Linked DNA regions of Mus musculus: all the other regions are linked to region 3. The links are chromatin loops, found by intact Hi-C in ENCODE. Cell type or tissue: left cerebral cortex. All regions are shown on one strand. Links, peaks and the distances in the headings refer to the core of each region. The heading gives the core; the rest is flanking DNA.

Evidence for each region. Hi-C counts contacts between places; a loop is a spot of excess contacts. Peaks named below come from ENCODE experiments on the same cell type or tissue, not always from the same donor. Only the 100,000 strongest peaks of a DNase experiment are listed, where the experiment ranks them.
Region 1: it touches region 3 in a loop (2.1-fold over the local background); 6 of 42 quality-filtered maps call a loop at or near these places.
Region 2: a loop joins it to region 3, with 2.2 times the contacts of the local background. A loop is called at or near these places in 2 of 42 quality-filtered maps.
Region 4: a loop joins it to region 3, with 4 times the contacts of the local background. A loop is called at or near these places in 9 of 42 quality-filtered maps.

The regions. Positions count from the first base shown.
Region 1 is chr6:92,418,055-92,425,936 of GRCm38, forward strand. It overlaps Prickle2 (prickle planar cell polarity protein 2), which reads right to left. Exons shown (of 9, transcript NM_001081146.2): 4 at 7,526-7,639; 5 at 4,277-4,414; 6 at 2,089-2,292. It overlaps Gm38862 (a long non-coding RNA gene), which reads left to right. Exons shown (of 4, transcript XR_869273.2): 3 at 3,782-4,558; 4 at 4,688-6,632. Among named protein-coding and RNA genes, the nearest start is that of Gm38862, 17 kb to the left of the region's middle. In left cerebral cortex, for the core only: a CTCF peak has its summit at 4,421; DNase peaks (open chromatin) are centred at 4,450 and 4,720; H3K27ac peaks cover 1,254 bases.
Region 2 is chr6:92,584,705-92,592,586 of GRCm38, forward strand. The region is part of intron 2 of Prickle2 (prickle planar cell polarity protein 2); the gene reads right to left. Among named protein-coding and RNA genes, the nearest start is that of Prickle2, 120 kb to the right of the region's middle. In left cerebral cortex, for the core only: no CTCF peak of the experiment used is centred there; DNase peaks (open chromatin) are centred at 4,454, 4,882 and 5,282; H3K27ac peaks cover 1,882 bases.
Region 3 is chr6:92,473,460-92,481,341 of GRCm38, forward strand. All of the region lies in intron 2 of Prickle2 (prickle planar cell polarity protein 2), which reads right to left. Among named protein-coding and RNA genes, the nearest start is that of Gm38862, 73 kb to the left of the region's middle. In left cerebral cortex, for the core only: CTCF peaks have their summits at 4,367 (motif pointing left) and 5,340 (motif pointing right); DNase peaks (open chromatin) are centred at 3,168, 4,382, 5,336 and 6,391; H3K4me3 peaks cover 2,368 bases; H3K27ac peaks cover 1,180 bases.
Region 4 is chr6:92,530,757-92,538,638 of GRCm38, forward strand. The region is part of intron 2 of Prickle2 (prickle planar cell polarity protein 2); the gene reads right to left. Among named protein-coding and RNA genes, the nearest start is that of Gm38862, 130 kb to the left of the region's middle. In left cerebral cortex, for the core only: a CTCF peak has its summit at 3,960; DNase peaks (open chromatin) are centred at 1,761, 2,734, 3,108, 4,179 and 1 more place; H3K4me3 peaks cover 3,045 bases; H3K27ac peaks cover 2,447 bases.

The sequences.
Region 1 (7,882 bases), core at 1,691-6,690, 55 kb before region 3:
AGTAAAAAAAAAAAAAAAAAAAAAAAAATTAATCTAACTGCAAAAAATGATCAAAGGCTTTCAGATTTATAGTTTTCCATCCCAAAATGAATAAATGCATAGACAAAAATATTTAAAAGGTACCAACATTATTAGTGATTAGAAATTTATAAATTCAGATAGCTTTGTGGTATCATTTTATATCTAGTAGGATGGCTATAATAAAAAAGAATACAATTACAGGAACTAAAGAGAACATGTGGGAACTGGAATTGCCTTCTGATAGTGAGAGAGAAAGCAGGCAGCTGTTTTAGAAGATAATTTCACCTTCTCTCAAAATCGAGGCTTAGAGTTGTCATGAGAAGCATTTGAAATGTAAACTTCATGTGTACCTAGAAACTTACACATGAATGTTCCTAAGTAGCGTGCTCCATCACAGTTAAAAGCAAAAACAAATAACCCTCAGTTACTAAATGGCTATGCCAAATGCTACATATTCATAAAACTGTTCATGTAGATTCATTTAATTACTCAGCCACAAGAAGGAATGAAGAGCTAATATTTGCTATAACATAAATTAACTATCAAAACACTGTGCTAGGTGGTAGCAGCCGGATACGAAAGGAAACATTACATAATACTATTCATTTGAGATGTCTAGCATTCTTGAATCCAGAGACAGGGACAAAGCTGGGAAAAAGGGTTAAGAGGAAGAGAATGGTATCTAGTGGATATAGGTTACTGACTTTTTGGTTGCTGAACACGATTCAGGATCAGGAAGTAGAGATACTTGTTCAGCTTCATGAATGTGCACTTGTGTGTCTGAGCCCGAAGGCGAAAAGACTGCCTCAAGTTCCCAGAGTTTGGCTCATATCCAGTTTTCTAGCAAGGGCTGGAGAGTTGAGCACTTCAACCTTACCATCAGAATCTACATAAGTAAAGGCTCGCCAAATCTCTAGAAAAGTGGACCCCCTCAGGCAGTTCGTAAGAGACAAATATCCTTGTCCTGGTGGATCTGACAGACACAGAGAATGCTGCTTCCAGATCTCGATTTATAAGCTCAGCCCGAAGCACAGAGCTACTCTGTGAATTGGAGTCCCCTGTCTAAGACTTTCCTCTAAATGGTTCCTATAAGGGGTCAGGTTTAGAACACTCTTCTTTCTATTCCCAGCTTCTACAGTGAAGGCAAGCTTTCTGCTCTGGTGTGCCATGGTTACTTGCTACTTGGGTATGCTTCTAGTAGGGAAAAATTGCCAAGCAGGAGCCTTGTATGCCATTCTGATTTCTTAGGACAAGGCTTTCAAAGACCTGTAGTGGCAGGGGTGGAAGGATCCAGATAGGTATCCATTGACTTCTAAAGCTTTTGTGGGAGAAAACCCAAATACTACCACCCACTTTATTCTCCTCTCTAGACAGTTTTTTTTCCTAGAGAATCTTCTAGAAGTGGATCTCTATTTCAAATGTGGACTTTCCAGATTTTTAGCTGAAATCTAAAGTTATTCAAAGACTTCTGCATGCATGCATGCATGCATGCATGCATGTATGTATGTACGTATTGTGTATATGTCTATATGTTTAATTATAAGAGATCTTGTACCAGTTACATGCCATTTGAAAATTTCAGTGGCTGTACCATGTGTCCTCCCCTTACTCTATTCCTACACAGGAGTCTCTGAATCCATCATGATGAGTATGGTCAGCCAGATCCACTGTGACTGGGGCATGGGTGATGTTTCTTTCTGAAAAGGGTAACATAAGTGAGTAGAGTCACCTATGGCTGCCTCCCTGTGTAGGAAGTTAAAGGTCATGAGCATACATATGCAGCATAGGGATGGTGGGGAGGGGTGAAGACACTGGGGATGATCTATGGGAGATGTAAACGTGTGTGTGTACGTGCGTGTGTGTGTGTATGTGTGTGTGTGTGTGTGTGTGTGTGTGTGTGTGAGAGAGAGAGAGAGAGAGAGAGAGAGATAGAGAGAGAGAGAGACACAGAGAGAGACAGAGACACAGAGAGAGACAGAGGCAGAGATGACACTGAAGGTGTCACCCCTATCTTCCAGGAATATGCAGGAACAGTTAAAATATTCACACGTGGGCAGGGGCTCTAACCTCATCACAGGCTGCACAGCGTGGCTTCAGGCACTCTGCATGGTGCCTGCCACAGTAGATCTTCCCATCTTGGTAAAAGTAGATGAGGTCAACCAGAAGCTCATTGCAGACGGTGCATACGAAGCAGGGTGGATGCCAGCAGATGCCATGGCCAGCACGTGATGCAAACACAGCGATGTCGCCGCCCTTAATCTGCCCTCCGCACTGTGAGGGAAACAAACCGCAGCAGCATCAGCGGGAGCTCTCACAATAGTGAAAGAATGATCCAACTATTACCAACGGCTAGCTACTAGGGAGTTATATGGACACTAGTTAGTCCCTTGCTTTACATACCTGGTAGGGCAGATTCCTCTTGTTCTTTCCAGGAGCCCCTACCCCAGGGCCTAAGTAAGACAACTTGAGTAACAGAGAGTGAGAAACTTAAGGTGTGAGAGATGGATGCTCAGGATGGTAGTGTACAAGGGGATCAGCAGACATCAAGCCAACTTACAGAGCATGAAGCAGCTATTACATATCTCTTACATATCCCAAAGCACGTGCTGAGACACAGCCAAGTTAACATCATTAGGAGAGGCTACGGAGAGGGGGCTTGGCTGGGGCGAGGGCCTGCATTGCTGAATGAGAGGGGACTGGGTACATAAACCCATTTACTCTTAAATAGCTTCTTCCTTTCAGGCATGCTTTTTAGCTCTCTTCTAGCATCTCTTCATATAATCTTGATTGAACAGCTCTACTCTTCAAGACCAGAGTATACAAAGCAGAAATGACAGATGACTCATGCTTACAGCTAGGGTTAGAATACAGTTATGTTCTGAGGGTCTTGGAGGAGAAGGAGGAGGAGTGGGCTTATAAAGATGCTCTCTGTTCATCATGGTATTGGTCATGAGGTCATGGCACGTGTCTAGCAGGATGGCTCACGTAGATGGATGGGCTCTACAGACAATGACTGGGGACTAAAAATGGTGCCTCCAAGCACTTCTCCCAGTGCAGATCTTGTATGATTTAGTATGATCCATAGAATGAGGGCACAGACTTGAGGAATGGTTTCTAGTAAGTTGTGTATGTGATACTACAACACAGAAGGCAACAACCCTCTCTTCCATGATTATGAAAGAACGACTAAAGTATCCACACACATAATCATATATAGTCTCAAGGACTCATTTCAAGGATAATGACCCATTGCCCCCTCACTGGTCAAGCAGTTTTGTGATTCATGACCAGATTTGTTCAGTTATTTCCTGTGAAATCTCAAAATGGAGTTCTAAAGACTACCCTACTCCTCTCAGATAGTCTCCAGCTTTCTCTCAACAAGCAGCGAGACTCTCACCCAGAGCTTGAGTTAGAAGATGCTGCACAGAAACTGGGAAGATTGAGAGAAGGGTAGGCAATGGTGGGCTTCCCTGGAAAGCAGGAATGGGAGGGAGGAGGGGTGAGGTTAGCCGCCTAGGCCCGTGACATGCCTTTCCTCTACCACACCCTAAGCTTGCTACAGCAGAGTAGGCAAAAGGTACATCTAGATCCTTCAACTCAGTGATGTCTTAAAGAGATGGCATGGGGTTTCTTAGACCCTCAAACTCAGACTAAGGTTAGGTGCCACCTCTCATATGGTCCCTTTAAAGGTCATCCATGCTGGGATGGTCCTGAATGAGAAACTGACTCATGGTCCAGATAACTAACTCTATTTTCAAAGGATGAAGCCATCACTCTGTGTGGTCCTTCCAATTGTTTATATGGCTCTCCATGAACTCTGCCTCGATCTGCCACGCCTGCCCTTTATGCCTCTGGATCCAGCCACAGGCCAGCTCACTGTTTCTTGTGCACAGGAGTTATCCTCCTGCCTTAAGGCAAGGTCTGCATGCTTCTTCCTCTGTACATCTCTGCATGCCTTTGCTCAAGAAACCACCTTCTCAGTGTGGTCTTTTTTGACCGTCTTGCTCACGGCTGCAGCCACCCTGCCTTCCTAGCCCTTCCTGCCCCCTTCCCTGCTGCAGTTTTCCTATTTTACTGATTTGGTTTTTGTCTGATGTCTTCCCCTGGTGCATACCTCTTTCATGAGGAAAACTAAGCTTTCATGTCTTATGCTCACTGCTGTATCTTCAAGGCCTAAAAGCAGGCTGAGCAGATAACAGGCATTTGATGCAGTCACTGTAGAATGAACCTCTTCCCTGTCCCGGTCCATCCTCACCTGTTCACAAATAGCTCCTGTCATGGTGACGGGGAAAGGCCTGACATTGCCTCGGCCCAGGTTCTCACGTTTCCTCTGGTTGCTGAACAGCTTCAGTTCCCTCTTCTCTTCCTCGTCCAGGGAGTTGCAATACCGAACCTGAACACATAGAGGGCGACAGCACAGAGGAGGCGTCATTGCTCCAGGGAAGTACTGGCATCCCCACCCAGGGCTCACAGAGACTCTGCTACTTGGTTTGATACTTGCTGAACGTTACCAAGTCCGCGCTTGGAGCTAACCAAGGTGAGCCAGCACCAAGAAGGGTGATAAGCAAATGGGCTTTCTAAAGGCTGTGAACTCTGGAGTTCATGCTTCAGGCAGGCTAGGTGTTTGAGAACTGCTCCTCACCCTTCACACTCTTCCCACATGCAGATCTAAGTCACCAAGAGTGGCTCAGAGACGACAACTTCTGGGAACATTCTACTTTCCAAGCTGTAAGGAGCAGAAGGTTTCCTGTGTCTACGGGAACGGCCCCCACAAAGAGGAATGGCTGCAACCTGGCTGTAGGCATGCACACATATATCATCTGGCCTCCGTCTCCCTTTGGGATGCAAGAATAGGTGGACTTTCGCCTGGATTTCTACTAGTGTGACAAATATGAGAGAGATTTCTTTCTTCTTTTTAAACCACAGAGTGTCAAAGAATTAAGGGAGGGTCAGTGAGGGTATACGTATCCAGAATCTGTCATTCTGTGCCACTGTTTATGCCCTTTGGTGATTGTGTCATAATCCTGAGCTATTGTTTATTGATGCTACTTTTAACTATGACTCACTTTTAGATGCATTTATTTAAAAGGAAGGTAGATTGCAGCTACACACAGGAAAATCAGTCACCCACAAAGATGGGTGACTCTGAGCCACTCTAAAAGCATAGAACAAAACCAGTTTCCCCCAGGTGACCACTGCATCTTCAGCAGATGTTAAAACTGATGTGCTTGCTTAAAATGGGAGAACAGAATGGGCTGCAGGGGCACTAGGATGCCTGCTAGGACCAGGCCGAGCGCTTCTCCTTATCCGATTATGGCAACACAAAGAGGAAATGTGATTTAAAAGGAAATAAAACTTTCATTACAGATTCAATGTCATATACTGCCATGTTCAACTCCTACCCCAAGTCATGCTTATACCTTCCTTTGGGATATGTGATCCTAAAGCTCTTCATGGTTTCTTCTGGAGTAATCTATATATTAGAAATGTTGGCTGAATTGCGCAGATAATCTTTCATAAAGACAATGACAGGAAGAGCTTTCGATGAGAGGACTGTTGTGTGCTAATCTGAAAGTCAGAACAGCTATGTCTGTTCAAATCGTGTTGTCTACATGAAAAGAGAACCATTAAGTCTTTGCTTCAGAGTCGATCTCTGTCTTCAGAAGCGGCCATGCCACCATGCCAAATGAATCAATCCTGTCTACTGGCTTTCATCGATCACATTGTACCAACATGGAGTCGTGATCCAAGTGATGTCTATTTAATGAAAGTACTTTTAAGTATAAACAGAATGAACCACTACAAGCATGGGACAGATCATTGTCTTCTCTCAAGTGATAGTTAAAAAAAAAAGTCTTCAGAGGAATGTTCCAGAAACCTAACAGCCCAGAAAACATGGTTTCACCAATGACATTTTATGGGCTTGCTTTAAAAACAGGCACACCCCTCCTGCTTGTAAAAACTTGCATTTTCACCTCCAGATTAGTTAACTGGGCATCCGGTTACAATGTTTGCTTTCATCTTTAAAGGAGCCAACTTTTGTGTATGTTTTATGAACTATGAAATAAGCAGCAGGAGAGAGAGAGAGATGCAGCTTTCTAGGGAGTCGCCTGAGTTTTTGAGATGTTGTCTCACTTATTCAGATTCATATATTTATTTCTGCAGTGAGGAGGATTAAGCCCAGGGCTTTGCACATGCTAGGCAAGGGCTGTGCTATGATCTACAGTCTCAGTTCCTCAGTAGTAGCGGCTCAGACTGTCTCTTTTGGGGCCAGCAAGATGGCTCAGTGGGTGGAGGTGCTTGCTGCGAAGCATAATGTTCTGAACCTGAGTTTGATCCTTCCACATGGTGGAAGGAGAGAGCCAATTCCCACAGATTGTTCTCTGACCTTCACATACATGCTGTATTATGTGTGTTTTACACACACACACACACCATAAAAATACAAAAACAAATTACTCCCTTTTATGTAAAAATGTCACCTGGGACTCAGGCCATGTATGTGATGAGTTGGTAGAAACTGGTATCCAGATCTCTACAGGGGTAATTTTTTTCTTTCAGTTTAAAATTAATTATACTTTTGTTTTAAATATAGAGCTAACTAGTGCAAATCTGTAAGATTCTTGATTCTTGAAACCAGATACCTACAAATTAATTTCTAGCTTAGAAGCCTGACTTCCTCCCACACAATCTTTTAAAAGCTTGCTTACAGACTTCTTCCTGAGGATCAATGTCATTTCAATAATAAGTGACGCTGGCCAGGCACGGTAGGTTGTCTGTAGCCAGCTCTCAGAGAGGGGAGATCTGAGAGGTCACTGAGCTGCTGACAGCATTCTGAGTTATCCTGAGAAAAGTGAAAGCCAGCCTCAAAAAAAAAAAAATCAAACTAATCAAACTCAAATAAATACATGCCTGCTTACAGAGCTGTGTTTCTGGGACTAGAAAAAGGGAATGCCCATAATACTTCCAAGACAAAGATGGGTGACTCTAACAAGGTTGACTTTGCCTTGATAAAAATCCTAGTGAGAGCTGCCATTCTAGACCTGTTACTTCAGCTGCCCTTGACATGGAGAGCCTGCTCATTCGCCTCTTAGGAAACAATCCTGAGAATCTGAGAGACTCACAGTGTTTCTTCTGGGCATGAAGTGGTCCTTAGTCATCTTCCCAACTCCCACAAGCGGCTGGCAGGACACAGTCAAGTCAGAGAGCACTGGCCTGGGCTCTCAAATGTTAGTGCTTCCTGTTTCCTGAACTAGTCAGTCGTGCCAGGCTTGGAGTCTAACCCAGTCCAGGATGAGACTGGTTTTGGGGAGGGGGGTAGGAGGTGGGGTGAGGAGCGGTCCCCAGAAATATCTACCAGTTTCTTTAGATTCTAAGGAAGCCTAAATTTAATATCAATAGCCGGAAGTTTTTTGGCAGCAATCTTACTGATCACAATGATTAGGAAGAGGGACAATTCACAGAAGGTCCTGGAAACCAACAAAAGCCCCTCCGAGCACCTTACCTCATTGTCATGGGGCGGCAGCTGGTGCAGTAGCTGCTTGATTCGCAACTTCTCTCCAGCACTGTTGACATAGGGGACTTTCTCTTCTGGGAGGCAGCTATAATACTGGTGCACCTGAGGGACAGAACACACAGAGTGCTTGCCCATTATTCACCCCACGTGCCACCACCCCTCACCACCCTGAGGAAGGCTCACAGTGGAACGCCAGCTGCTTCCGTTGCTCCTACCACCCCTCAAGACAGTCAACTGCTGTCTCTCCTACCACACACACAGAAGAGCATCCTAAAAGACAGAGCCAAGTGAATTGCCCCTCACTTGGGGCTATCCCTCTCTGGAGAGGGAAAAGAAAATCAAAGA
Region 2 (7,882 bases), core at 1,999-6,998, 110 kb after region 3:
CCAGCTACTCCTGAGCATGGGGCCAGCCCTCAAGTGTGGTTGATATACACAGTGAGACTTCACAGGAGGAAACAGATTTTCTGTTTGCCAGTGGGTGTGTCAGTCAGTCACAGATAGCTGCTTGTAAGGTTTGGGAGCCAGTGTCCACCTCCCAATCTCACTGCTGGGACCCCATCTGGTTTGAATCTGTGTAGGCCCTATGCACATTGCCACAGTCTCTGTGATTTAATATATGCATTATTTCTGTTGTACCTGGAAGACACTGTTTCTGTGAAGTCATTCATCACCTCCAAGTCTTATGATCTTTCTGTCTCCTCCTCCACACAGATATGTGAGCCCTGAGGAAAAGGCTTTGATGAAGGCATCCCATTGAGAACTGAAAGTTTCAGAGTCTCTAATTCTCTACACACTGTCCAGTGTTTGTTTCTGTGTTATTCCCAATATACAACAACAAGAAGTTTCTCTGATGTGGATTGAGAAAGGCACTGATCTATGGGCATAGTGATGTGTCATTAAGGGTCATTTTATTTCTATGTTCCTTTAGCAGAATAATAGTAATAAGGGTTTCCTCCAGGCCCATGACCTATCTGATCTCAGAAGAACAAACAAAAGCAATCTTCAACTTCTTATGGAAAACACACACACACATACACACACACACACACACACACACACACACACACAGAGAGAGAGAGACAGAGACAGAGACAGAGACAGACAGACTCAGAATAGCTAAAACAATTATGAATAATAAAACTCTTAGAGGTATTGCTAACCTAGATTTCAAGTTGTATTACAGAGCTATCGTAATAAAAACAGTATGGTACTGACATATAAACAGACATTTGATTCAGACATAGTTCTATATACCAATGGATACTTAATTTTTGATGGAGAAGCCAAAATTATACACTGGAGAAAAAAACCAGCATCGTCAACAAAGAATGCTGATCAAACTGGATAGATGCATGTAGAAGAATGAAAATAGATCCATATCTACTACCCTGCACAAAACCCAACTTCCAATGGGACAAGGACTTCAACATAAGACCAACAGTGAGTTGGAGATAGGCTTGAACTCATTGGCTAGGAAAGGACTTTGTAAACAGGACACCAATAGCACAGGCACTAAGACCAATAATTAATAAACGAGACCTCATAAAACTGAACATCTTTATATTGCAAAGGGCAGCATCATTTGTGTAAGGCAGCAAGCTAGAGAATAGGAAAAGATCTTTTCCAATTATGCATCTGATAGTGGGTAATGCCTATGGCAGGAAGTAGAAGCAGGGGTGTTGTGGGAAGGAAAGGGACCAAGAGAGGGTAGGCAAGGAGGATGGGCGCAACACAGGGGATCAAGAAAAACAAGATAGTTATGGAAATACCATAATGAAACCAATTACTTTGTATGAAAATTAATTAATAAATCAACATACAAGATCTCTCAAATTACCAATAAAACTAATGATCCCATAGAGTAATGCACTAATATAAGCGTGCCACATAAACTGAAAATCATAGTACACAACATGAGTACATACACAAAATTTATTTCCTATTGTTAATTACAAAAGAGAAAACCAGGAATCCATGATGGAAGCACATGTGAGCACTGATGGTGCAAGAGACATGTGGATTCCCTGAGTGCAGCTGCACACTCCTGCCTCATGCATTACCCAGGCATATGCTTCATGAAATGAATGGTCAGAGTTGCTTACCGTCTCTTATGAATCAATTTTATTTGTGGAAGTGGGTTGATAAGGTCTTAATTAATGTAAGGTGAAAGGGTCTGCCGTACTACCTATGACCTTAGAAAGTCATGGTTCTATCACAAGGACTTAGTTGTCCAAACTTGTCACCAGTTTGGACAGCACTTGGAAATGTCATAAAATGTTTAGAGTTAGATTTTCTCCGGGTCTTAAACACCAAATATGCAGCTTTTGCCTTCACTGACAAAAAAACAAATACAAACAAGTTCCTCACCCCCACCTGTGTACATACATATGAGCAAGGCAGGAGCAGACAGTAAAGCAAACATGAGAGAATCTCATGGAAGGCTGCACTAGTAACTGTACTGTTGCTGTGATAAGACACTATGACCAAGGCAACTTAGAGAAAGAAGGGTATATTTGACGCATGGTTCCAGAAGGGTGAGTCCACAATGGAGGAAGTGAGGTCGCAGGCTGCTGGTGGCAGGAGCAGCAGCTGAGAACTGAGAACTAAGAGCTCACATCTCAAACCATAGCAAACAGAAAGCACAGAGATGTGGGGCTGACTGGACGCTTTGAAACCTCAAAGTCACACAAAGTAATGCACTTCCTCCAGCAAGGCCATACCTCCTAATCCTCCCCAAAGAATGTCAATACACTGAGACCATGCAATCAAATGCCCCAAAATATGGGCATCTCATTCAAACCATCGCAAATGTTGCCGGGGGGGGGGGGTATTTCTGGTGCCATTATCTCACTTAAATAATTTAGACATTTCTTTATAATTATAAAGTTGAGGGGCTATGGCTGTTTTAGCCAGGGTTTTTATTGCTGTGATGAAACACCATGACTGAAAAGCAAGTTGGGGAGGAAAGGGTTTGCTTGGCTTATCCTTCCAGATCTATACTCCATCACTGGAGGAAGTCTGGACAAGAACTCAAGCAGGGTTAGAACCTGGAGTCAGGAGCTGATGCAGAGGCCATGGAGAGTTGCAGTTTACTGGTTTGCTTCCCATGGTTGCTCAGTCTGCCTTCTTATAGAACCCAGGACCACCAGCCAAGGGATGGTACCACCCACACTGGGCTGGGCCCTCCCCCACTTATTATTAGTTTAGAAAATGCCTTTCAGTTGGATCCCATGGAGGCTCTTTCCTCCCTGATGACTCTAGTTTATGTCAACTTGACACACAAACTATCCAGTATAGTGGCTCAATTTGTAGAATGCTTCCTTAACATACTTAAAGTCTTGAGATTGATCCACAGCACAGTATAAACCAGGTATCCTGATGCATACAATCCCAGCACTTAGGAGGTAGAAGTGAAAGGATCAGAAGTTTGAGTTTGCCAGGCAGTGGTGGTGCACACCTTTAATCCCAGCACTTCAGAAGCATAGGCAGGTGGATTTCTGAGTTCAAGGCCAGCCTCGTCTATAGAGTGAGTTCCAGGACAGCCGGGGCTACACAGAGAAACCCTGTCTCAAAACAAAACAAAACAAAACAAAAAAACAACAAAACAAAAACAAAAACAAAACAAAACCAAACAAACAAAAAAGAAGTTTGCCTTTATCCATACCTATAGAAGGTGTTTGAGGCCAGCCTCAGCTGCATAAGATCCTGCTTCAAATTTTAAAATAGAGGGAAAATACTGGGGAGAACAAAGTACAGACGTACCTTTCTTTACATGGCACCCAAATCATTGGCTCTATTTCCACTCAGTAGCCCTTTGCTTCCTGTCTTAGTTACAGTTTTACTGCTGTGAACAGACACCATGACCAAGGCAACTCTTATAATGATAACATTTAATTGGGGCTGGCTTACAGGTTCAAAGGTTCAGTCCATTATGATCAAGGCAGGAGCATGGCAGCATCCAGACAGGCATGGCACAGGAGAAGCTGAGAGTTCTATATCTTCATCTGAAGGCCACTAGAAGACTGTCTTTCAGGCAGCTAGGAGACAGGTCTCAAAGCCCACCCCCCTCCCCCAAAGGGACACATCGCTCCAACAAGACCATATCTCCTAATAGTGCCACTCCCTGGGCCAAGCATATTCAAACCACCACACTTCCCCTTAGGCTTGAAGGATAGTTTTCTTAACTTAGAAGTTGTTGTAAATCAAAACCTTACAGAACTCCAAGTACAGAAGTCAAGAAGCATTTGTTATCAGAACACGTAAAGTCCATATACAACTCAGTAATAAAAGTAGCCTAATTTAAAAATTGACAAAGGTGTTTCTCCTTTGGAGAAACAATAATAGCCAACAAATATGTGAAAACCTTCGGTATGATTAGCCACCAGGGGAATATCAATCAAAACCACGAGCAATGCCACTTTTCATCAGTTGGAATATCTCTAATCAAAGGACAGAAGACAGCAAGAGCTGATGAAAATATGAGAAAATCAGACCCTTCCCATGGTGTTCAGGGAATGTGAAATGGTGCAGCTGCCTTGGAAAGCAGCTGGACAGTCCTGCAAAGTTACCAAAGGGTTGTCATAGCACCCACTGATTGCACCCCTAACCAAGTACTGTGGCAAGTGAAAACCACAGCCACAGGAAAGCTTGTAGGCCCATGTTCATGGTAGAGTTTATGCCAATGGCAAAAGGTGTTCCACCTATACTACATGCATACAGGAGGGAATGATTTAATTTCAGCCACACAAAGAAATGATGTGTTAATCTGTGAAGTCACATAGGGGAAACTGGACATACCGAGGGAAAGAAGCCAATCATGAGAGCTACAAGTTGTTCATGAACAACCTATGGAGACAGAAGTGAAGCGGCAGCCATGGGGCTTTAAGGGAAGAGAAAAGTGGGTAGCAGCAGCTGACAGGTGTGTAGTATCTCTGTAAGATGAGGGGATGTTCTCAAATTAGGCTTTGGGGTTTCACAACCTTGTAAATATGTTTAAAACATCGGACTTACACTGCATGGGTGGATTTTATGCTATGTGAATTAAAACTTAATAAAGACATCTTAAACACACAGAGAGAGAGAGAGAGAGAGAGAGAGAGAGAGAGAGAGAGAGAGAGAGAGAGAGAGAGAGAGAGAGAGAGAAAGAGAGAACGAACAATTTGCCTACCCCCAGCATCAGTCAGCATCAAGACACGTTGAGTTCCTTCCTCCCACACAGGGAACATAAGTGTAAGGTTCTGACTAATCAGCCAGTACCACGTTGTCTCTGGGCAATGATCACACTCACAGGAGCAGGCTGGAAGCTGCTCTCTGAGGAAGCTGGTTTCAGGAGCATCTGTTTCCCTAGAATTGGGAATTGTAAAATGAAGAGAGCATCCATATATTCAAAGGGACATACAATGCTTTGTGCACTGTAGAGGAGAAAGGGGGAAAGAAGCAAGGAAGTAAGGAGCAGAGGCATGTTGATGTTAGGTACTCCAGCTTGTCCAGCATCCTGTTATACTCTGAAAGCATCATAAATTTCTGATTCCCCCACCACAAATACTCATTCTCTGGGCTTCTGTCCAATTGGTTTGGGTAGGGCTGACCTCTGCTCTAACAGAGCAGGCTTTCAGCAAATTGCATTGCCTTCCTCAGTGGGTAAACCTTGTCTCAGTGTCTGAATAGTTTGCTAGGAGAAGGGCCTCCCCACAAAGAAGAGACAGTTCAACTGACGGGCCACCGGGCTAACTGTAGATTTAGACTTGCCAGCTTCCACAGCTGCATTAGTTGTTTTCTTAAAACACATCTCTTGACACAAACAGCTGTGGATCTACCCTCTTGGTAGTTTTCTGAGAGCCTTAATACACAGTGGGATGGTGATCCCAAAGTAACCACTGGCCTTTAGAGCTTCAGGTGGAAAAATACATGTGTTTGCATTCCTTCACTCAACCCTTCCGACTGCATGCCAGATCCTATGTGAATCCTATTTCCATTGGCTTAATCCACATCTAATTCACTCTTTCCAATAAGTGACTTGCCCAAAGATCAAAATGCTGGTAAGTGGGAATTGTTCCTATCCTTCCCCCAAAAGTACAAATGGCCCACCTTCTGGAAGACAATGGCTGGGAATGGTCTACCTTTCTAAGTGTGAAGGCAGTAGATTTAGAGTTAGTCACCTGAAGACTCTGTCTTAAGCAGGATTTCTATTCCTGCAGAACACATCATGACCAAGAAGCAAGTTGGGGAGGAATGGGTTTATTCAGCTTACACTTCCATACTGCTGTTCATCACCAAAGGAAGTCAGGACTGGGACTCAAGCAGGTCAGAAAGCAGGAGCTGGTGCAGAGGCCATGGAGGGATGTTACTTACTGGCTTGCTCAGCTTGCTTTCTTACGGAACCCAGGAATACCAGTTCAGGGATGGCACCACCCACAATGGACTGGGCCCTCCCATCCTTGATCACTAATTGAGAAAATGCCTTATACCTGGATCTCATGGAGGCATGTTCTCTCTGTGATAACTCCAGCTTGTGTCAAGTTGACACACAAAATCAGCCAGTATAGACTCACAAGTCGCCACCTTTCCTTTCACAGTACTGCTTCCAATTCCATAGTTTAGATACCTACTGGGAGGTGGTGCCTGCCATTGCATCATGGGTTCACATTCATTTCATCACCTGCAGAACAAAGTCTCAGCTCAGTGCTCAAAAGCTGGCCTAGCTGATGGTTCGCTCCCCTCTAAATTACTTCTCAACTGATCTTCAACCAGGCCTCTGTTGGGCAGTTCAGACCTAAGCTATTGGCCACAACACCCCTTGGAGAGCTAAACAGAGCCCTCAGGAGATTGCTTGGGCAGAAAAGCAGCCACTACTGTCCTTCCTTTTTAGGGCAGTAGGAGCTGTCCTCATGTCTATCATTCAAATTTCACCTTTATCACATGTGTCACGTTGGGACTCATGATAGGGCATGATGTTCTGCTATGATAACTCTAATCTGAAAACCTTTGCAAAGTTCTCTTCTCTGATTAAAGACCCATGTTCCAGGAGGAATCCCTTCAGCATTAAGGACTGAATCCCAGCCAAGGAAAAGAGACCAAAGGGTAGCACCTTGTCCAGACAGTGTCCCATGCTTGCCAATTGCTGTTCTAAGGATTGAGACTGGGAGGTTTTGTGTAAATTTTAGTGGACACTTGACTGTATATACTTTGGGATCACAGCATAACATATGTGGTGTGTATAAGGATATCATATATCCTCAATACTTATTGATTGTATCCAGAACACTCAAATTCCAATTTGCTGTGGCCAAACATGTAGTTCTAGTGAGCTATTGAGCATTTGTCTGCATAGCAAGAAACCCACAGATTTCCTTCATTGCCTTCCTTTACCTTGTTCCTCCACGGAGAAGCTCTAACCTCCAATTTCTTTCTACATTCAAGACAGTATATAAGCATCAATCATCCGTCCTTTCTTTTCCTGTAGTTTGAAACTCTCATGCATATACATGTCCCACATTTGCATGCCTTTTCTTGTGTTCATCTATTTTCAGTTTATTCTAGACTCAACTTGTCAGACCTTAAACGAACAGTGAGAGTCTGTTGCCTCCCCCAGATCAACAGATCACCTTGAAGATCACAAATTGATCATAGGTTTAACTCGCTTCTTGTTTTATGATAATATTCCACCTGAACAAGTTTTCTAGAGTGACTAAACGTGAAAATCGCTTCTACTAATTTTAAGTAGAAAATTAATGCATTTAAATGTTATTCAGTTTTACTTGATACCACCTTAAACATTACCACGTTGGCATTCTTTCCTTTAAGAGACCTGTTAGGGGTTGGGAAGACAATTCAGTGGTTTAGTGCTTGCTGTGTGAGCAGGCAGACTTTCGTTTTGATCACCTATGTAAAAGCTAGACTCAGCAGCGCACATTTATAACCCTGGTGCTGGGAGTAAGGGTGGGGTTGGAATGGGTATAGATACACCCTGAAGACTCACTGTCAGCCATGTCAACCAAAGTGTCAAGCTTCAGGGTCAGCGAGACACTGTCTCAAAAAAAGTCAGATGAGACATGATGAAGAAATCACCAAATGTCAAGTTCTGTACTTCACATGCACACACATATGCACTCTGTGCACACACACACACACCCATATCATAGACACACATAAATAAGCAAATAAATAAATACATCAATAAATAAATAACCTGTTAGCACTAGCTTGGACTTTCCTTTCCAGTTTGCCAAAGATCTAAAATATATTAATGTGTTTATTGTGTACTTTA
Region 3 (7,882 bases), core at 1,513-6,512:
TGCACATAGGCAAAGCATAGCTTGGCAGAATTTTCCCTGTTCCCCGTCATCTGGTTACAAGTCCTCCTTGGCCTTCCTACTCTCCCACCCATTCTCCCACTCACATCCTATAAGCCAATTAAAAACAGTAGGTGTCAAATGAACTACTATAGTCTCCTTTGTGCCAATCTTTTGAATGCTTCCAATCCAATAGTTATAAAACAAGATTATTTTGAATTGAGGGGTCCATAGAGAACATTTATTTTCTTCTTTTTTATTAGATATTTTCTTTATTTACATTTCAAATGCTATCCCAAAAGTTCCCTGTACCTCCCCACGCCCTGCTCCCCTACCTACCCACTCCCATTTCTTAGCCCTGGCGTTCCTCTGTACTGGAGCATATAAAGTTTGCAAGACCAAAGGGCCTCTCTTCCCAGTGATGGCCGACTAGGCCATCTTCTGCTACCTATGCAGCTAGAGACACGAGCTCTGGGGGTACTGGTTAGTTCATATTGTTGTTCCACCTATAGGGTTGCAGACCCCTTCAGCAGCTTGGGTACTTTCTCTAGCTCCTCCACTGGGGGCTCTGTGTTCCATCCAATAGATGACTATGAGCATCCACTTCTGTATTTGCCAGGCACTGGCATAACCTCACATGAGTCAGCTATATCAGGGTCCTTTCAGCAAAATCTTGCTGGCATATGCAATAGTGTCTGAGTTTGGTGGCTGATTATGGGATGGATCCCCGGGTGGGGTAGTCTGGATGGTCCATCCTTTCGTCTTAGCTCCAAACTTTGTCTCTGTAACTCCTTCCATAGGTATTTTGTTCCCTAGTCTAAGGAGAAATTAAGTATCCACATGTTGGTCTTCCTTCTTCTTGATTTTCTTGTGTTTTGCAAATTGTATCTTGGGTATTCTAAGTTTCTGGGCTAATATCCACTTATCAGTGAGTGCATATCAAGTGACTTCTTTTGTGATTGGGTTACCTCACTCAGGATGATATCCTCCAGATACTTTGCCCAAGAATTTCATAAATTCATTGTTTTTAATAGCTGAGTAGTACTCCATTGTGTAAACGTACCACATTTTCTGTTATCTATTCCTCAGAGAACATTTAAAAGGAAAGAAATAGCTACCAGTCATGGAACCACATAGGTAGAAGGAAGCCTTTTAGAAAGGTGAACACAGCTCAGTGCTGGGACTATGGTTTTGCTGGATTGACGCCTCGTCTTTATTCTTCAGTGCTTATGAAACCTAGAGAAAGTTCCTTAGCCTCTGGGAATCTTGTTTGTCCAATTGTTTAGCATACCTTTCCCTCACTTTCTCTGACTTCCCCTCATTTTTAGGATAACAAGTCTCAAGACTGCTCTGTTCTGAGCACAAAATATATTCAATGGGGAGGATTCGGTTCTTCCAGTGAAGGAGGAAGAACAGATCTAAAACATTGTTCAAAGTTGCAAACCAAGATTGAAAACAAATTTATATTTCTAAAGAACCCAAATTCAGCTAACCAGAATGCTGACTACTCCTATGAGCCATCTCAGACAACCAAGTCAACATATATGTTCATCATAAGTTAACCAGATACATGAGAGCTGTATGAATCAGGTAAATTATGTGAATCATAATTCATGTTGAGTAGCAAGTAGTAGGTCCTCATGTCATGATAGCTATTACTGTTTATATAATGTTTCATGAATCGATATCACCAAGGACTCATAATTGATAAAGAGGCCCAGAAAAGAGTTGGGAAAATGGCATGCTGCCTAGGTGAAATGGAATGCTAAGAATCTTTGTCTTAGCTATTCTTAATCATGAGTTAGACTGGGCAATATTTATAAAGTTTGATTTTAAGGAGGAAAATTGAGGAGGAGGCCAATGAAGTTCCCAGTTCAAGAGGAGAGGCAAGTAAAGCCAGGCATGTGTCATCTGTGACAGCTGGGTGATGGCCTGCTAAAGGTCCAACAGAGAGTTCAGCTCTCACCACATCCTAAAACAGAAAGGGCTCCACTAGTGCCTGCACTGCTTACATACCAGTGTGGGAAAGAAGGGAAGGAATAGAAATCTCTGCTACACCCTTAATATACGTGCCACTACTCCGCCAGCGGGCACATCTTGCAGATGGCTTGCTATTTGTAGCTTGTAGGGTTTATAGCCACACTCCAGAGCAGACCCCTTTCTTAGGAGTAGTTGGCCAATACAAATCAGACTTCATAGCTTGCTTTTTCTTTCTTTCTTTCTTTCTTTTTTGAGAGAGAGAGAGAGAATATTAAATGGCTAGGGAACTACAGGAGAATCTAGGAGGAGCTGAAGGAAAGGAAAGATTATGATGAAAATATATTGCATGAAATTCTCAAAAAAGAAGTTAAACATAAAAAAATAAAAGAGAAAAACGATAACTGTCTAATATGCCTTCGTGCTATAGATTCCCACTATGACTCGAAGCAAGTGTGACTCTAATGACATGTTCCCAAATAGCTCACCCCTCTCTTTGCTCATGTCCACTGCCAACCAACAGCATCTTATGTTCTATGCTTCCTTACAGAGTTACTTTTCATCTTCCGATTTGGCCTTCGTATTTGTTTTTCTCATCCAAATAATTTTTATTTTTGAAATATTTTTAAATTAAAATATAAACATATCATTACCTTCCCCCAATCCCTCCCCGGCTCCCTCTCAAATTCATGGTCTCTTTTTCTTAATTATTATAGGTATGTGTGTATGTGTGTGCATGCATAAATATATAAATACAATCTGATAAGCCATTTGGTGTTACCTGTATGTGTGTGTGTGTGTATGTATGTATGTGTGTGTGTATGTGTGTGTGTGTGTGTATATATATATATATATATATATATATATATATATATATATAATTTCAGGGTAGCCCACTTGGCATTGGGTAACCAATTAGGGGGCACCCCCCTGAGAACACCAAATTTCCCTCTCATCAGCTGCCTGTATACTTTGCCTTGGGGTGGGGCCAGGTCGATTCCTCCCCTGCACTTTAGCATGTCCTTTGGTGCTATTTGTGTTATCCTGGTAGCCATGTTGTTGAGGCTCTGTGAGTGTCAGCTCTCCTATTTGAAAGGAAGTGTTGAGCCAACTTGATTCTCACAGACTTCAGGACTAAACTTGTGCTGGAAGCTTACCCTGTCTTCTACCACACAAAGATAGACTCAGAGCATTCTTGCCAACAAAGTCCTTCAAAAGGCGGATGGTGCTTTAGTGCAAAATATGTGCTAGGCCAGTGAAAGGAGTCAAGATCTCAGAAGGCTTCCCTCTGGTTTCGATGCACAGATGAGAAGAGAATCTTCTTTCCTATCCCTCCCCACTTTTTCTTCCCACCCTTTTCCTTTGCAGTTGCCTTTGGTTTTATATCCCTTTGGCATTGGTGCTAGTGATGAAACTAGGGCCTCATGAGTTCTGGACAAGAATGCTACCCCTGAGCCATATCCCTGCTCTAGTAGTCTGGCTCCTTCTTTCCTCTGAAATAACAAAACAAGCAAATGCTTGATTTCCAGACTCTAATTAATCAAGCACTTAAATAATTCACCAAGAGAACAGAAAACTCAGCCTCCAAACCCAAGTGACCAAGATTCTAATAAAGATGGTTTACTTTGCTTGATTCAACATATAAGTGTGTACACACTCACACTCACTCTCACACATACACACAAGCATGCACACACACATGTAAGTGGGAGATTAGGGTGTTAAAACCAAAATATTGTGGGGTTTTGTTGTTGTTGCTTTCGTTTTATAAAACAGGGTTTCTCTGTCCTAGAACTCCATTTGTAGACCACACTGGCCTTGAACTCACAGATATCTGTCTGCCTCTACCTCCCCAGTGTTGGGATTAACAGTGTGTGCTATCACTGGCTTAAAAGTTGTATTTGAAAGTTGGGACAAGAACAAAGGATCAAGAGCTTGATCAATCAAAATCAAGCAAACAAAAAAACAGATTTTTGCCAGAGTTCTTATATAAGCCATTTCTTGGGCTATAGTTCATAGGCCCATCAGTTTATTGAGTAACAACATCACAGAGAGACTCAGGGAAGAAAGATATCAGTGGCCACCACACACAAAAGAAAGCCATTGTCTAAATGCCATTCAGAATCCTATCTGAGACAGAGCATTCGACTCTGCGTACTTGATGACAGCAGTAAACAGAGAGCACAGGCTTAGAGGATGTCAGAATGAAGAGTCTGGCCTCAAGACAGAAAAGTGAGTGGGTAAGAAAGAGCCTCTCTCACTCCTGGGGCACTTGGGTTTAGAAACCAGAGGTTGTCACTCTCTGTGTCACCTCTGCTAAGCTGTTTTCCCTCTTAGCAGTTCAGTATTTTAGATGAACAAGTCTTAAATCTACTGCCCCCTACTGTTCACTGTTTGAGATTGAATGAGAACTAATAAAGTCATGGTCACCAGGAGGAGATCAAGGCCAATATCCAGGACAGGGCAGAGGCTACAGTCACAGCATCTCAACATTTGGAGGGATTTATTTCCAGGGTTCCTATGACAAAAGCCAAATTTCACAGAGATGTCAAGCGATTCTCCCAAGATCACATACGCTTTCAGAAGGCAATGGAGGCAGGCTACTATCAAAGCATTATACATTATACTAATATTACGTCCCAGGACAAGTATACTTTTTTTCATGTTTATACTAAAGATCACATCAACCAGGAGGTACAAACTGTCAGTTCTGAGTTTCGGGAAAACGGATGATATAGCAGACATCTCTCTGGATCTGTTGATTCCTACCCTACTCCACCACCATGTTTTTGTGATGACAGGGACCAACCAAATACCTGCTAGGCAAGTGCTCTGTCACTGACCAAATCACTAGCTCTAATTTTTTTTTAAGTATCAATTTTTTTATTAGATTTTTTAAATTTGCATTTCAAACGTTATCCCCTTTCCTAGTTTCCCCTCCGAAAACCTCTTCCCCCTCCCCCTGTTCCCCAACCCACCCACTACCATTCCTGGTCCTGGCATTCTCCTATACTGGGCACTAGCTCTAATTTAATAATTGTCTTATAAAAGCTGACATTGGGGTTATATTTCTGGAAGGAAGAAAAGGAAGAAGAAAGGGAAGAAGAAAGAGACAGGCTCTGAGAGGGCAGGGAGAAACAGGCCAACTATGTGTGGCTGCATCAAAACACTGGGAAAGAGGTATCAGGGCAATGGATGAATGGAGACACACACACACACACACACACACACACACACACACACACACACTGGGGGGGGGGGGGGAAGGAGAGGCCTAAACAGGCAAGCAGACCTATTATTTTCTGTTTTCCCATAGCTCAGAGGCAGAAACCACCCAGATGGTGGCACCAGTTCCACCCTGGAACTTCTGAGGAGTCATTCTGCAGGTGAAACACAGATCAGAGGCCCAGCCTGGGCAGAGAAGAGACCAAGCATCAGTGCAGGAAAGAAAGAAGGTAGAAGACCTGCCTTTCACTGGCACAGCCGGAGAAGATCAGAGACCCTAAAGGGTCTTGGTTCTAATGCAGACCCCATAGGTCCCTCAGAGTGACCCATCCAGCTTCCCAGACAGGGGACCTTTTTGAGGGGGCCTAGTCCAACTAGCACTGGCTGATTTTCCTTAAACCATCTTTTAGGTGCACACAGCACAGCAGTCCTAGTTGATATACTTCATTATATCAGCTCCATCAGGAGGAATGGAAGAGCTTGGCTTCAGCAGTGACTAGGACCACATCTTTTCTGCAGCCTTACCTCACAAGAGTAAACACCTTTTCAGTGGTTTGATTTGTTTTCGGCAACAGTCGTTATGATAATCATGCCAGTGAAGGAACAATACTAACAGCTAGCATTTGCTGGGCACTTACAGTGTGGCTGACACAGATCTGGGGGCTTTTTATGTGTCACCTCACTAAAGCCTACCCACAGATCTCATGCCTCTTCTCCTTATTTCACAGAAATGGGTACTCCAAGAGATACCCAAGTCTCTCAAGCTCTCAGGGTCCAAGCCCTGCATAAGCATCATCTCATATTCTATTTCCTGAGTTCTTTTCCCTCCCCTTCCACTTCTATAGAGCATTGTCTTTCCTGTATTGTTAACTCTCCCCATTACACCCCAACCCACACACATTGCATGGGGGGGGGAATCTTTACAAAAATAACTGTACTGTTCAAATGCTCTCTTTTGCTGATTGCTCTGTAACATTTTAAAGAACACAATGTCTGTTGGAGCCAGTGTGTTTAAATTCTCACATTAGAAAAGTCCCGGGGGGAACGAGCATTTGGTGAAAGGAAAAAACCCCAATTTTCAGAACGTGGTGATTTTTATTGAAGTTGTAACTTACTCTTGAGCTCCACCTTGCTCATCTGTGGAAATCATCAGCTGTCTCCTAAGGGGCAGGATAAGAGCAGCCAATGTGGCCTCTAGCAAGAAAACAAGGCTGTTTCCTATATGGAAGCCTGACTGAGATAGGTTAAAACTGCCTTCAGGAAGACATAGAAAGCAAAGCAAAGTACACTGCAGGCCTCTGATATGTGGTACTCGCGTCCCTATATTCAAGGCATACTAAAGCCCTCCCTTACCCACGATTCCACACATGGTCACAGTGGAAGTAGACCTCTATCATTGGGGGGAGCAATCTATAAGTCTAGGTAATTCTCCACCCACTCTGGAGGATGTTGACACACCTGGCACATATGTTTCTAGTCCTATACATCTGGCATATGTATTTCGAGATCACAGCACAGTACCAGACCACACAGTAAACAACAGGGAGATTAAAAATCAGAACTTTATCCCCAAACCTCCATGGCAGATCAAGAGTGCTATGGTTGGTCCTGGGGAAATCAAAAGCTAGTGAGAGGAACTAACTGTGAAGACAGGCTAGTAAGGAACAAACACAGTCATGTGCTACAGCAGGTTATGCAGTCAAGATTCGGGAGCTCCGTCACCGTTTTGGAGCCAAAAGCACTAGCTAAAATTAAACCTCAATAATTTGAGAGCCTTTTTTTTTTTTCTTTTTGAATCTGGAAGAGTTAGTGAAGTGTGTGTCCCTCAGCATCTCTGATGTTTCAGATATGTGCTGAAATGGGCGCAACGGTACATGAGTCAATGCTACCAATATTTGCTTTTCAACACCCCCTCCCACTGTTGTTGCTATTAAGAAAGGGTCACTGTTAGAGAAATACTGTTTCTTAAGCACTAAGATTTGAGGATGCCTATTGTATATCTGCGCCATATCACTTTGCATTTGAACTTTCTAGTAAGCAAAGGAAAGACAGAAGTGCCAAACCACCAAAGCCACCTCCTGGCCTTAGAGATAATAGCTTCCTCAGTCCAGAGACTACTAAACACATTCCTGCTTGCTTTGGGAATTAACAAAATTTCTTACCCACCTCGTAGAGGATGAGCCGTGAAGCTTTAGAGGAAGCCGCCACCGAGTCTTGATCTGGTCAGTTGCCCCAGTTCACTTTCCCCCTGGAGCTGGTATCAGAAAATGCAAGCAGGACTCCAGGCAGCCCAAACATCTCCTTTACTGAGTCTCTGCAAATCTGAGCCCTTCCGGAGGCAGGCAGCAGGCTCAAACCCAAACCCGACTGCTTTTGCATTCCCTCCGAGAGACCGCCCTCCCTGGAAGTGGACCCAGCTGGAGATCCACACAAGCCGGAGAGTGCGACTTGTGCCCTTGTTCTAGGCCTGCCTGGGTCCTGGAATTGTGTTCTCAAGAACCGTCTCCTCTAAACTCGCCGACTTCACGATTATCTGAAGGAAGTCACAGACCCCAATCTCTGCGTCATCAGCTGATCCTGAGCCAGACCTGGGAGACCAGTCAGCTGCTCACAAAGCCCGGGCCACTGAACCAGGAAATGTGCAGCTCATCCAAAAAATAATAATAACTGTCACGGAGCGCCT
Region 4 (7,882 bases), core at 1,466-6,465, 57 kb after region 3:
CTGGAGAGATGGCTCAGCAGTTCAGAGCACTTGCTGCTCTTCCACAGGTCCTGAGTTCAATTCCCAGCAACCACATGGTAACTCAAAACCATTTATAATGGGATCTGATGTCCTCTTCTGTCGTGCAGGCATACATGCAAATAGAGCACTCATACGCATAAATAAATCTTTTTTTTTTTTAAGTAAAGGGAATAAGCTTTCAGGGTTATGATGAGCAGTGTCGTGTTTACCCTTGGATGGACTGGCAATCCCACCTGGGAAGGTGCTCCGTCAACAGGCTGAGCTGGTGAGAGGCACATCGATTCACACACACACACAGATCTTCCCTCTTAAGGTCAAATGTAAAGTACTTCTCCAAGGCCTTCAGTCTCAGCTCACAGAATCATTCATGACTTTTGCCTGACACTGCTGTATCTGTCCCTTCTACTGCCCTGTGCCTTTCAAGATCAAAGTCTTCTTTGCCTGTCCCACAGCAGGATATAAAACAGCGGTTCTCAACCCTCCTAATGCTATGAGCCCTTAATATAGCTCCTCATGTTGTGACCACAACCATAAAATTATTTCATTGCTACTTCATAACTGTAATTTTTCTACTGTTATGAATCATAATATAAATTTCTGATGACGCTTTGGGGGCTGTGGCCCACAGGTTGAGAACAGTTGTTATAAAAGAACACAAAAAAGCCAAAATCTTGCGTTTTAACCAAATATTAAATATCTTAGAAAAATTCTACCCACATTTTAAAACAGAAAAATATATCAAAGAAACCCTTTACATTACATTGAAATATGAGCTTCCACAAAGTATCATCATATTTAACTAGGATTGCCAGTCTGTGATTTAGAAGCAAAATTCACTGTTCCCTCTGCTTCTGCCCACTGACATAAGAACACCACGCTGTGTTTATGATCTCCCAGTGTGTCTCATTTTATGACAGAGATAGGAAGGGCTTAATGTGCCTGGGTATTTTTCAAGAATGATTAAGAGAGATATCTTGGGGAATACAGAAACTCTGAGATTTGTTTTTCCAAATTAAAAAGCACAGATCTCTGCACATATAACCACACAGCCCTGAGCTGTACTTCTCAGGTATACCTGCGGGGGGTGGGGGGGTGTCTTTGAATTGCCAGTTCTTCTCATGGTTGATGCCCTTCTGGGTAAACCCAACACAGAAGCACTTCGCTGCTTTGCAAACAGTCATACAAAGACCATAAACAACACCACCGAGTTGCTGAGTACCGGTCAAGCCTTTGCACGGTTCTCATTCCTGAAGATGCCTGTGTCCCCGTGGATAGCAAACACTGTATAAAGGAAATATGGGTAAAGGAAGCAAAGAGTCCTTCCTGCTGAAGATGGTGAGAGGAGGCCAGTGGGAAACAGACTCGATATTATGGCTTCAGCAATAAATTCTCCCTTACAAAGACCAGGCAGGAGCCATACAAGACAGCAAGGCATGGCATCCTATCACTTGAGAGGCTGGGGGTTAGGGATCTTGAGTTCAAAGTCAGCTTGAGCCAATAGGGGAGGCTATGGATGGGGGAGGACTCAGGAAGAAAGTGTGAGAGGTGATATGTATTTCAGTTTCTTAAATGAAAGTAAAATTCCCAAAATTAACAATAAAGAAAATAAAATAAAAGGCTCATTGATGGAGAAGCTGAAAAGACTTCGTGAGGCTAAAGAGATCAACAAAGAAAGACTGCCTAGTAACACGGCTTGCTTGTATTACACGCAGAGCTGCGTACCATCTGAGGCTGACTCGGGAAAATGCTCAAGTCTCCTGGCAATTTCCTGCAGACAGGATGTCCATCGTCTCCAGATACACACACACACACACACACACACACACACACACACCAAAAACCACATAAACCAAACCCACACCACACACACACCACAAAAATCACACAAACTAAACCCACACAGCACACACACACACACACACCACAAAAAAACACATAAACCAAACCCACACCACACACACACACACACCACAAAATCACACAAACTAAACCCACACACCGCACACACACACAGACACACACACTCAATCACACACACATACACACACACACACACACACACACCACAAAAACCACACAAACCACACCCACACACCACACACCCACATACACACAGAGCCTTCATCAAATGATTTACACTCTAAAAATCTATCTGCCTTCAGAACAAGAGGTTTTTTTCCTCTTGAAAAGCAGCCATGATTTGTTATTCTAACATAGTGTTCCTTCCTTCAAACAGAAATAAGTCACTTAGGGAGGCCATCCTGATTTCTGCTCTGCATTTCTTGAAACTTTTGTCCAGTTAACAGTTTCCCCTGGCAGCTCCTGAGACATCCGTTGAGAGCTGGGAAGTCGCCGACTAAGAGCACAGGCTTGTTTTTATATCCCAGAACCTCTTTCTAGGCCCTGTAGGAAGATGTTTTATGGTGGGATGAGCAGAATTAGCTACACATAAATTCTTTACTACTCAGGTCAGTGACACCTTTATCTGAATTGCTTAGTGGTTGGGATGGTTTGCCAATTGATTTGAAAGAAGAGAGGCACAGATCCTCCCCAAGTGGATTTTTTTTTCTGTCTCTACAGACTGGGCCATGTCTATCTCTCTAATTACTCGACTAGCTGCCCAGATAAAAGCACGTGTGTGCTCAGAGCAGGGAACCCAAAGTATACAAATGATTCATGCCACCTAAACAATTTCGAATACAAGCCAGCCTACCAAAAGAAGGCTGCTGAAGCCAAAAATAATTTAATATGGGAGGAAATGGAATTTGGCAATCCATGCATCAGACGTTACTCCAATTTTGGAAGGCACGTCTTCCAGCTGCTTCCTCTTTAAAAAAGGAAAATAACATAAATAAACTCTGACCCTTTGTATTACCTTTGGACATATTGCTCAGGTACAAACAAGAGAACAGATCGGAGGTGAGGAGCTGCCTGAACGCATCTTTTAAATCTAATCTACCCAGAGAACCTCCATCTCTCACCATTAACTTGGCTTCATTTTTCCAGGGTGCAGTTGCCCAAGCCCTGGAGGCTGGAAGCACTGCAGGCTTTATTATTCCCTGACTCTGAGTCAGCTAACAGGGTGTATGAGATGCTCTGGGCAAACAGGACTGAGCTCCCCATTTCTGCACACACACACACACACACACACACACACACACACACACACCACTTGTAGACAGCTAGGAAGGGTAGGAGGAGGGGGCCGGCCCCTTCTACCTGGATTCAGAGAGAATACATGTACAAATCTACAGTTGATTAATGCTGTACAGCCACACCAAGGTGCCAGGAGAAGAATTTTTAAGGTCCTAGCAATACTTTCACTTTTAGGGACTGTAAGCCCCAGGCATAAAGGTATGTGGAAAGGCATAAATAATACTGTAAAGGTGATTTAAGAATGTGCCTGCCTGTTTAAAGGAGCAAGTTGTAAGTCGTTAGCAGTACATACATTTGAAAGTATTTAAAAGAAAGGGAATTATGAGCAAATAAAATACTATTTAAAAATTAAATACCAAATTAAGCCCCCTTCCCCCAACACACACCAAGTCCTAAAGTAATGGTAACTCTTTCTGGGGATCTTATTAGTCTCAGTGTTGGTTAACAGAGTGACTGTAGGAATGGTGGTGGAAGCGCAGTGGTCCCCAGGGTCCCCTGGGCAGAGTACAACACTCAGCTTTTGGGTGGAGGACACTTCTCCTCTCCCCTCCCCTCTACTCTTTCGCCAAGTCACTTTCTTATTGCTAGGTTCCTTCTTGTCCAGGGGAAGACCCTGGGGCTAGAGCCTCTGCTCATGCATCCTGTCTTTATTATTCCCCTATGCCGGAGAGGATCCACTTACCAGGCTGTCTTGCTTGATCCGCTGGCTGGTCACCACTTCGTCTCCACCCCTGGGAAACTGCAGATAGGCAGAAGAACCACTAGGGACCAGCGACAGGGGCAGAGGCTAAGGGTCCCCAGGGGATGTTGGCCGCCAAGGGTGCAGAGCCTGAGAGGGCTCTGCAGGGACTGCTGGTGAGAGTGAGGACATTCCCGGGACAGCAGCTGCTCAGGGAGCAGCCCTGGATTCTGAAAATTTCCAGCTCCTGGGAGAGAAGGTCTCCAGACTGCTTCTGGGCAGCTTAAAGGGACTCTGCCCCACCTCCTACAGACGCTCATTGGTGAAACTTCCCAGCTGCGGGCCAATCATAAGCCTGTTCCCAAATTGAGATTTAAATCGAAGGGAACTACTGCTTTAAAATTAGAAAGAACCTATGAGCACTCAAACACCGTAGTGAAGCAGGACAGAGGCATCAAGGGCCCAAGCGTGCTTAGGTAGCAGAAGAGGCCAGCTGGCTGGCAGAGCAAGTGAGAAGGAAAGAGGACAGAAATACTGGACCAAGTTCCCCACTCCTCCTGACTACTACAATGTACAACGTACATGCCTTTCCTTTGGGGAAGGAAGCAGTGTGCTCCCAAGTATCTGCTCAGTCTGCTTACTAGTTCTCTATACAATTTCACTTTTTTTCGTGGCATTGCACCAAGGATGAAAGCTTTACATCCATCAACCAGATGCTTCACTCTTTCCCTGTAACACGGTGAGCTACACGTCCTGAGGACATCAGTGGGTGCACGGAGAGATGACTCAAACCCCAGGAGCTGCCTTGACTACAGGGCTTAACTAGAGAATCTAAGAGAGGAGATTAGGTCTGAACACTGGTTTTACTTCCGAGAAAATGGACCCTTGTAAGATAAAAGGAAATAAGGATCGATTGCTGGCAGGACAGCCGTGCTAGGTCATAGGATGATCAATGAAAGATAAAGTCCTTGACCACGAGGAACTCACAGTAGAGTAGAATGATGCGGAATGGGGTGGAAAACAGAGAGATAAATAAGGAATCATATTAAAAGATGCTCAAGGCAAGGCATCTTATATAGGGATAGGTGGATTTGCTATAAAATGAAAGTAACTGAAAACCATTATTCCACAAGGGACCTTGGTACACAAATCATGCTATAACCATATAATGGGATGCTATATAGCTATGAGAAAAAAAGAAGCAGAGCTAAAACCAATAATGTTAAGTGAACTTCAAATGAACTGTGTTTTATATATATGCATATATACACAAACATATATATATATGTATATATACATATTTCAGAGAGTGAAATGAATAGTTGTTGGCATAAACAAACCTTCAAGTTTTATGCATGTAGATGCATATTATATATGCACGAAATGATTCTGGAAATATGCTTAAGAAAATGGCAAAATTTCTAACAAAGTGTTTCAAAGGCTGAACAGATTCCAGATGGAAAGAAGATTAATATTTTAACACACACTCCTATGTTAAATGCCATGAAAGACAGCTAGAAAAATCTAACTTTTCAACTACCTAGACATGTTACAGGTATACCCAGCCTTTTGACATTGCGACAGAACATGGCCACCTACAAAAGTCATGCTCAAGAACCTTGCCATCAAATGACAGAGAAAGTCCTCCCCACCCAAATTCTCATCTCTTGGATATGTTTATTTATGACTTTGGGTTAGTTCAATCATAGTTTTCCTGGGGTACATGCAGCCCCTGGGCCATGGGTCAGATGTTCCTGTCAATTAGATAGCAAAAGTTCTTTTAGATTCTCAGCTAATTTATAATAAGAACAGGGAAGCACTCGTGTGGTGAATTAACCTTGAAGAAGCATCCCAACATGATGTGAGGTAGATGGAGGATGACTGTCTGCTGGGATGAGGTTTGTCTTGGCTCACTGGGAACTGTGATGATCAATACCATCAACTTTACAGCATCTGGAACTGATTAGGAGACTAGAAGACCATCTTCTGGGCATATCTGTGAAGGGCTATCTTGATTATGTTAGAATTTGTCCTTGTCTTTGAGGGAGCTGCTTGATTAGGTTAACAGTGGTGAGAAGACAAGTGGGTCTATCCCTGGGCATAGATGCTAGACTACGTTAGGAGGAGAAAGCTGGCTGAACATCAGTATTCACCAGTCCCTGCTTTCTGAGTGAAGAAGTGATGTGACCTGCTTCTGACCCCATTCCAGGCCCTTTCCACCATCATGGACTGGATCCTCAAACTATAAAGCCAAAACAAACCCTTTCCCCTAAAGTTGCTTTTTTCAGAGTACCTTATCATAGAAACAGGCAAAGCAACTAAGACAGGCCTGGATTTTAATGACCATGCAGGAAATCGACAAGGTCTTCCAGGAAGGCTCACTTAAGGGCTTCACCTGCAATGAAGACTATTAACCAGGCGAGTGAAATCCCTGTCTCCATATGGGTTCTTGGTGACAGGATAAATTTTACTCCAAAAATTAGGAGCCTGGGGCCCAGGGCATTTAGGAATTTGGAGTGTGAAAACTGAAAAGGCTGAATCAGGGATTTTTGAAGGAAAACTAACATCAGATCTAGTTTTGTTCATGAAATGCCAAGAAAACCCCACACAGCAAATTTTTAAAAGTGCCTTTAGGGATCTAACTCTCAAATCCGTGCTATGTGCAGATAAGGGAAGCATTGGTTCCTACTGAAAAACCCCATAACATCCAGAGAACTAACAAAGCCACGTGTCAGCTCAGAGTATCAGAGACTCAAGAATCAGAGGTCATGAAGCAACATGAAAAAGATGAAAAGAAACTGGGGGAAAGAAAGCACTGAAGATGAATAGCTCCAAGGATTTTTATAAAAGGCATTTATAAAACTCACAAATCATCACAGTTCAGGAAGCAGGATGTATCTCAAACAAGATAAATAAACAAAGAAAACATTCACATGTATTAATCATTCAAGTAACTATAGTACATTAATAAAAAAGAAGTAGGGAAAAGTGAGACTGTTTCATAAGGAAGTGTCAGAGGTGAGTGAAGGGGCTCAATGGTTGGGAGATGGGCAATGGCTGCTCTTCCATATGTGGAGCTGGAAGACATTTCCCTGCTCTTCCATCTGCAAAAAAATGAAAATGAGCACCAAGTGACAGCAGGTGCCAGATACCAGGACATAGTGGCAGAGGTATTCTAGGTAAGATGAATATATTCAGCTACTAAATAAAAACAGCAAAAGGATACAGAGAACAGAGGGCCATGAAACCAGAGCTCCCTACCATTGGAAATAAAAGATATGCAGAGGAAGGTCATCTTGCAAGCCTTACAAGAAAAGGCAGCTTAGTGAAGGCTCCTTAAAGAAAGTACCAAGCTGGTATCTCTAGGGAACACTTCATTGTTAGTCCTGGCTTGGGACCCCAGTATGGGCATTTACTATCTTCTGAGTTTTGCTGAGTCACATGACATACTCTCTACGCTCCACTTACCTTAAAATGGAATCCTTAGCACTACTCTTCGAGGTTGTTTGAAATTTAGGAGAACATATACAAAGCACTGAGCAGAGTATCTAGCCTGTACAATCTTCTTTTATTAAATGGACACCTAATATTATTATTGTTATTACATAAACCCCACTGACTGGGTAGGAAAGTAAATGTTCTCTGTTTGCAAAGATCTATGTATTTTTTCTAACTGCTCTAGAGGACAGAGGCTTCAGTCTATTTTCACAAAACTACTCCGAGAATTGGAAAATACTTAACAACTAGCAATCTTCTAAAAGCGAGGTTATCGTGGCATCAACGCCCAGAGTCCTTCCCTTTAAAGAACCATAAACTAACCCTCAAAGTAAGGGGCAAGGTCTGCATATGTTTGATTTCAAGGAAGTGATTTTCTGCTCTGCCTAAAGCTGAGAACATAACATAACTCTATGGCATTAAATCTTCTAATTTCCAACTACTGATCACAGCAGCATCGTTCAGAATCAAGACAGGAAAGGATTTGATGCATCCTCCACAGCACTGCCCTGGGAAGTTCCTGAGTGTCGA